Regions from separate parts of the Homo sapiens genome. Here region 2 is linked to region 1. A link is an interaction called in ENCODE POLR2A ChIA-PET data of the cell type or tissue named here. Cell type or tissue: OCI-LY7. All regions are shown on one strand.

Region 1 (4,000 bases):
AAATGATGAGTTAATGGGTGCAGCACACCAACATGGCACATGTATACATATGTAACAAACCTGCACATTGTGCACATGTACCCTAGAACTTAAAGTATAATAAAAAAAAAAAAAAGAAAGAAAGTTTCTCTCCCACAAACACAAATGAATTTGGATAACTCAAAATGGAACTGTGAAGTGCTACGTAATTTAAGATCCTGTGTGGCAGAGAGTCACTTATTCTGTAGTTCAACATTTGTAAATCTTGCAAATATGTCTATTGGGTGTTGATGCTCCAAACCACCTTCCACTGACTCAATGAACATTCTCCCGCTGGCAGAGTTTCAGCGGCACCACCATCTTTGCCCGCTCACCAAGGTTAGGCACTGTTTGAGAATTTTATTCATTTTCCCCATCAGTATGTACCACTTCGATGTTTCAACAGCATACACTCTAAAAAGCAATCCATCTGCTTTTTTCCATTGGTACTATCCAAACACCAATTTCCTGAGCCTTGGCATTGTGCTTCATTAGGGAGCAAATATACACAGTTATTTAGGCTTCCACGTGTCTATGAAATACCCCACTTTACCTTCCAAACTGGCAATTAAAGCCATTTACTCTGGAGCTGGATTATCCAATAGAATAGCTTCTGTTATGTAGTTGCAAAAGTAACTGCAGTTTTTGCCATTATAGCTGCATGCGGCAATATAAAGTTAAATTAATTAGAACAAAATAAATTTTATACACTAAAAATTCAGTTTCTCAGTCATATTAGCCACATTTCAAGTGGTCAACAGCCATGTGTAGCCAGTGGTACCTTACTGGACACAGAACAGAGATACAAAATATTTCCATCATTGAAGAGCATTCTATTGGCAAAGTATGCCTGAAGGCATGGACATTTATAAAGGCAAAGACTACATTCCTTCCACCACTGTATTCCTAGTGCTTAACCCAGGCCCTGTCTGACATGTATTAAAAGCTCTAATAAATGCTTAAGGAACTGAGATTCTTCCTCTCTAAACATGGAAACAAAATGTGATTCCCCCCAAAATGCTGAATTAGACAAGGAAGAAGTAATAAATACAAAGAAATAGCTATAATTGGAAAATTGTTTCCATACTCAAAAACTAGAATTCTATTATTAATATACAAAAATTATTTCTAGATCGCTCCCTATGAAAGCAAAGAGTGAATAAGACTATTGCTCAGAATTTACATCCATCAGCTATTCTCAATATTAATAGACAGGCAAAGTCACCAAAGACAGTGTAAGAGTAATGCAATGACAATAGTTCTAATAATAATGATGGTACTCATGCAATATAGACCATTTAATACTTATAAAACCCTTTTCAAATCTTTTAAATAATTTCAATCTCACAACAATTTTGCAGGGTTGGAATTCTTATACCCAGTTTACTGGTAGCCAAAAAAAAAAGAGGATCGGAGACTCAGTGACTTGTCTAGGATGACTCAGCTGGTAAATGAGAGAAAAAGACATCTGGCCTCAGGCTTTCTAACTCCAAGTCTTTCTCCTCTGTCACAACTGCTACACTTTGTGCAGACATTACCCACTGAGCTACTCCCACTTTCTATTTATGCTGTTAAGTGAACTGGGATCCTTTTAAAAAACGCAGACCTCTACTTCCAGTGTGTTGGAAGGCCAACTAATCGATTGTCCTCCTTAATAATAATTTTTGGCTTCTGCAATATTGAGGGGCTAATCTTTGGTAACCAGAGGCTCCAGAAACATTATTAATGTATCACCCAAGAAACCATTTGTTCTATGGATTATCCATCTCAAACAGTGGTTCTGAAGCATGATATACTATGCTCTGGGTTGCACAGCTGCTTTGCATTTTGAATTCTTTATTTATAGAACAAGTCAAATTAATAACTCAAAAATGTTGTTTCAGGCAAAGTAATGGACACACAATAAAACTATTCATTTCCTAAAAGGTCACTCCAGGAGATGCATACATTGTTTAAAAGCCTACCAACAATGCTATTATTCCTTCGAAAACTGAAAATGTGTAATAAGCAGTTAGAGCACATATCTGCCCCCGAGACCCCAGGCTAATTTAAAGTACAATCACAAGGCAATCAATCATACTCCAAAATTACTTCATTTTCCAAACTGTTTACACTTTTTAAGTTACAAATCCACTTTCTGCTATTTCAACTCACGATTTACAACTACAGATTTAGACCGCTTGGCAAGCAGCCAAGCACTAGTCATGAGGGAACTAATGATATGAACAGATCAGTGTTTTATAAAGGAGAAAAGCGCATGTAAATTTCCAGTGTGTCTGCAAGTAATCAAGGCACTGCTGACTATAAATGAGACCGTCTCAAATTTATTTTAGGAGAAATATCTTAAAGCTGTACTTTTTATCCAGGCCAAAAAAAGCCTTTAGGAGGAACTCTGAGATTACTCAAATTATTATAAATAAATGGTTATGTGAACAATATGGAAAAATAGTGAAATAAGTGACTTATTTCAACATTCCTGTCCCACATACCCTTATCATGATTTCTGGAATGCTAGAGTTAATGGGAAGAGGGGGAAAGATTTGTTCTCCTCTCTCTCTTTCTCTCTGTCCCCCACTTAAAATGTGATTGTTAACCATAGCAGCAAATCAAGTTTGTTTTAGTAGTCCAGAATACTCAGAACAAAAAAGACCCTAGAAGATATTGTTTTAAAATTAAATATGATCTTCATTGTCTCATTACAATGGCACAGCCAAATAATCACTTTGCGTTATTTGTACAAATAATGTAGAATGCTCATTGTCTTGCGGAAATAATTACTCTGGTGTATCATATCCTGCTTGTTGTCAAAACCTCTCCCTTTGCTGTCACCAAGCATGTGCATTGGACTCCAGAGGCTAAATTTAGCCAAAGTTTCATGTGTTCTTATATGTTAAAGAGTAAAGCCAAGTAAGCATATTCAGATGTGCGGGTGCCTTAAAGAGAGAAGCTCAAAATAGCCTCACAGTATATACATCGCAAAAGTCCATTCACTGTGATTGATATTTTAGTTAGAGAATCATTACATGACTAAACTCGATTTTATAATTGGATAAGGCCAGATACAATAAACCCGCACTGCACTGTAAAAGCATCTTACATCTTCAAACTATTTGTAATAATAAATCAACCTAATTATTTGAAATACTGTCTTGATGTGGAAAAGAAAAGAAATAAAATAAACTAGCTGCCTGAATATCTCATTTTATTTTCTAAGGATCAAGCAAAGCTTTTTATTGGCATTAAAGCCTAGCTCCACAATGGCTGGTAAACCATACTCTTTAGATAAAATTGTACACACAGAAAATCAATAATAAAGATTAAAAGCTTCCCCCCTCCCATTTTTTACACTGGCATCTGGTGTGTGTGTGTGTGTGTATGCATGTGTGTGTGAATTTAAGTATGACTAAAAATAATGATCTTCAGGAACCTGGAGCAACAAATGTAGCCCCAGTCTATTAAAACTTCAATTTATCCTTGTTTATCAAAAAAGCCACAAATAGTGGAATGAATGTTTCCAGTTCTGAGTGATTTCATAATGAACTCCCCAGAGCCCTGGAGCCCCTGATATCAGCATTGTGACATCATCAGGATAAATGCTCATTGGCTACAAAACCTTTTGGGTTAACCCTTTCACAGAGGGTCTCAGCCCATCACTTTGCTAGTTTTCTAATGAGGTTCCTCTATTCCCCTGTAAGAGCAGAGACTGGAAAAGAACGTCACCACCCTTTTTCCCCTCCCCCGCCACATACAAACAGCATAGACCCAGAACATTCTAAAGGGCACTGGGTATGTCTCTTCAACTGGAAGCCTTGATACAAATATAGGCCCTCAGAGGCTCATTGTGGATGGTTCTCATAGGTAGAGGAGGGAATGATCAGGAGCTCTCTTAGTGTTGGGTTGTCTTTCCTCATCATAGTCTGAGAGCTGGAGATAGAATTCTGGATATAGAAACATGTTCTGCACAGAAAGTACAAGTCTGTCC
Region 2 (4,000 bases), 54 kb after region 1:
TCTAATGCCTACATATGTATGTTGTGAGCACTTTGCTGAAGACCAAACTGCACACTTCCAGAAAGAAAGATCAATGAGTCTTCTCACAAAACAGTTAACTTGCACAGAATTTAAAAGATGGCAGACCAGCTGCTCTCCTGACGTATACACAACATGGAAGGAGGGCCAGGAGATGCTCACCTCTTGTAGATACACTCATGAGAAACACACCTGGGACAAGAATCCCTCTCATGTGGATTTTTAGGTCTTCTTTCCATGGCCGTATGCCAACATGATTTAAAGCCTCTCCTCAACCACTGTGCATGAAACATACCTATTTTCTTTTTTTGAGACGGAGTCTCACTCTGTCACCCAGGCTGGAGTGCAGTGGCATGATCTCGGCTCACTGCAACCTCCACCTCCCGGGTTCAAGCGATTCTCCTGCCTCAGCCTCCCAAGTAGCTGGGACTACAAGCATGTGCCACCACGCCCAGCTAATTTTTGTATTTTTAATACAGACAGGGTTTCATCATGTTGGCCAGGCTAGTCTTGAACTCCTGACCTCAGGTGATCCACCCGCCTTGGCCTCCCAAAGTGCTGGGATTACAGGCGTGAGCCACCATGCCCGGCCCAAACATGCCTATTTTCTTATGCATTAAGGAGCCTGTTTATATCAGCTACAGGATCCTCCTTCCTCATTTCTCTCTGCCGATTTCTCATCTAACCAGACACAATGCCCTTTCCAGCAAAACTCTCCAAATGCAATGATCAAGACATTAGATGTAAAAAAGACCCGATATGGCTTGTTGACATGCTGTAAGACTAACAAATCTTCAAAAGATTAGGCAATCTGCAGTCTACTGTGTATGTCATCTATAGTTATATGCCCTGAAGAGCGGGGAGATATTTGGGAGGAACCATCCAAGGAGACTGTATCAAAAAATTAGCCGGGCACAGTGGTGCACGCCTGTGGTCCCAGCTATTTGGAAGGCTGAGGTGGGAGGATCGCTTGAGCCAGGGAGGTCGAGGCTGCAGTGAGCCGTGGTCACACTACTGCACTCCGACCCAGGTGACAGAGTGAGACTCTGTCTCAAAAATAAATAAATAGATAAACAACTAATAAAAGGGAAAAAAGGAAAAAAGTAAAACAGAGTAAGAAGAATACCTTTCAACCCTCATCAGATGAGCTGTACACTGAAGTGATTGGCTCTGTTGCCAGCTGTAATAGGTGGCCTCGAAGATGGTCCCCTGAGATTATATGCAACCTCCTAATAATCTCCTGCTCTTGGGTGTGGGCTAGACAATAATGCCTCACTTCTAACAAACAGAATTAGGCAAAAGTGATGGGATGTCACTTCCAGCATCAGGTTATAAAAGGACTATGGCTTGTGTCTCATTCCTACACCTTACACTCTGAGGGGAGTCCGTTGCCATGTTTGAGTTGCCCTATGGAGAGGCCCATGTGGCCCAGCAAGGAAGCCAGGGAGACCCAGACCCACTGCCTGAGAGGAACTGAGGGCCTCAGTCCAACAGCCTGAGAGATCTGAGACCTGTCAACAGGCAAGTGAGTGGGTCTGAAGTATTAATAGATCCTCCCTCTACAGAGCTTTCAGATGGCCACAGCTGGGGAGGACACCTTGACTGGAGCTTTGAGAGTCCCTTAGCAAGAGGCACCCAGCTAAGCCTTACTCAGACTTGCCACCCACAGAAACTGTGGATAGTAAGTGTTGTTTTAACAAGACACCAAATCTGGGGTAATCTGTTACACAACAATAGATAACCGATACAACCATCTTTAACACAGGACACATTTACACACCATTGTATGACAATAAAATAAAGTTTGTAAAATGAGGTGCTAAATATGTTTCAAGTATTCCTAGAAATTAGATAATTTTCTGCAGAGTTGACGACAAACCAATAGTAAAATACTTCATGCAACTGCCTAAATCCTAAATCAACTGCCTGTATGAGAGATCTTTCATTTTGGAGGGGTATCCATAGAAATTTCTAAGAATACTATCTAACAATGTGAGTGTATTTTTCAGTATGAAAGAGGCCATATAATCTTGCCAAGTATGGCTAACTTGAACATGTTTGATCTCCTCTAACTAGAGAGAAAGAAGCTGATTTTATTCATCCCCTTATCACCCCCCATAGTACCCTGGTACATCCTAATAAATATTGATTGAATTTAATTGAATAAAAGGTTATAGTCAAAGGCCCATATTTAAAAATATAAATGTTATATTTTTTCAAGAGCAATATTATGTTATGCCCTTAACTACCATATGAGAATTCCAAGCCCCATCTTCCTTTTTTTTCCATCTACTCATTTAAGAGTCATCTTTTATTTGGGAGGCCAAGGCAGGCGGATAACCTGAGGTCAGGAGTTCGAGACCAGCCTGGCCAACATGGCGAAACCTGTCTCTACTAAAAATACAAAAAAAAATTAGTCAGGCATGGTGGCACACGCCTGTAATCCCAGCTACTCAGGAGGCTGAGGCCTGAGGAGCATCGCTTGAACCCAGGAGGCGGAGGTTGTAGTGAGCCGAGATTGCGCCATTGCACTCCTGCCTGGGCAACAAAAGTGAAACTTCTCAGGAAAAAAAAAAAAAAAAACAAAGATTCATCTTTTAAAGACCAATTAGAAAAGTCAGCTGGCACAGCTGAGCAGTTAGAACTGTATTAACTGTAAGTACAATCTGCAGACCCTGTCCTCCTGTCCCTCAATCTTCATGGCCAAGACTGAAGCAAGATTCCTCTTGGCTTAAGCAGAGAGAAAAAAGGACACACAAAAAGCCTGTAAAGATTAAGGCAAAAAGAAAAAAAAATTAAGACAACTGAGATATCTCAATATTCTGACATGCTGAGAATGTTTTTACTCCACTGCCTCAAGGGGTCATTTAAGGAATTCTGGGGGTCAGGAGAGATGTGAACACCTGCTTGGCTGTCTCTTGAATTACTGATCTAGTAATATCAAAAATGTGGAGTGAGAAAGAGGACCTATAATGTAAAGAAATAAAAACAAACCCAGAGCTTGTTGATAATTTTTAGACACCACCATTTATGTGATTCATACGATCTGCATTTAAAAAAAAAAACTTCAGTCTTTTTACTAGAGCCCTCTTTCTTGTCTGTCCAGATAGTTAGGGATGCATATTTTACAACCAATGCATTGTTGCTAAAAACACACTCAGCCCCCAGGAGCACAAAATACTATTAGACTATTACAGAGAATATTCACAAGGAACAGATTATTTCACTTAAGAAATATCGAATTCAGTTATTTTTTCTGTATTTATAACCTATATATTTTGGAATCATTTGGCGAGGAGACTGAGTACTACAGCAGTGTTTTCATCTGAATTCTAGTGATCTGATATACACTGTGGGATTAATCCAAAGCAAAAGGATTTAATGGCCCAGAAGGCTACCTCTATTTGGAAGATCCTTCTGAGATTCCCCCCAGCCATTTTGGCTGGGACCTTTCCCTTTACATGGTCTGGCTGATGCTTTTTGCATCTTTCAGAGTTGGATTGGAATACACCCTCTACCATGAGCATCCCCAAATGAGGAAGACGGTGGGGTGGAAGGGGACAAAGGGATGAAGCAAATTTTCAAGTTAGGGGTGTTTTTAAGAAAAGAAAATACAGGAAACTTTTTTGAAATGGAGGAATAGTGGGTATATTTAAAATGAATTCAATGTTTTGCACATTTTGCAGATCAATACCAGGTTTCCTGATGGTTGCATCATGAAAGGGCAGGGTGGAGGGTGGGGCACTTAGATCAAACATCTGGGAAGCCAGTTTTGTCTCTTGACTCCATCTACTCCTATCTCAGTTAATTTTGACATGGCCAATGGAAGAGATGTCCCCTAACGCACCTTTTATTTTTTTGGGGGGGGGGGGGGGGACGGAGTCAGGCTCTGTCACGCAGACTGGAGTTGCAGTGCAGTGGCACAATCTCGTCTCACTGCAATCTCCGCCTCCCAGGTTCAAGAGATTCTCCTGCCTCAGCC

Evidence for each region. ChIA-PET counts read pairs that join two places held together with the same protein. Peaks named below come from ENCODE experiments on the same cell type or tissue, not always from the same donor. Only the 100,000 strongest peaks of a DNase experiment are listed, where the experiment ranks them.
Region 2: POLR2A ChIA-PET joins it to region 1 with 6 read pairs; 9 of 35 experiments call an interaction of 5 or more read pairs at or near these places.

The regions. Positions count from the first base shown.
Region 1 is chr10:61,972,974-61,976,973 of GRCh38, reverse strand. The region is part of intron 3 of ARID5B (AT-rich interaction domain 5B); the gene reads right to left. Among named protein-coding and RNA genes, the nearest start is that of ARID5B, 73 kb to the right of the region's middle. In OCI-LY7, no CTCF peak of the experiment used is centred here; DNase peaks (open chromatin) are centred at 1,483, 2,213, 2,883 and 3,785; H3K4me3 peaks cover 2,796 bases; H3K27ac peaks cover 4,000 bases.
Region 2 is chr10:61,918,931-61,922,930 of GRCh38, reverse strand. All of the region lies in intron 2 of ARID5B (AT-rich interaction domain 5B), which reads right to left. Among named protein-coding and RNA genes, the nearest start is that of ARID5B, 19 kb to the right of the region's middle. RefSeq lists an enhancer at 1,476-1,655. In OCI-LY7, no CTCF peak of the experiment used is centred here; no DNase peak of the experiment used is centred here.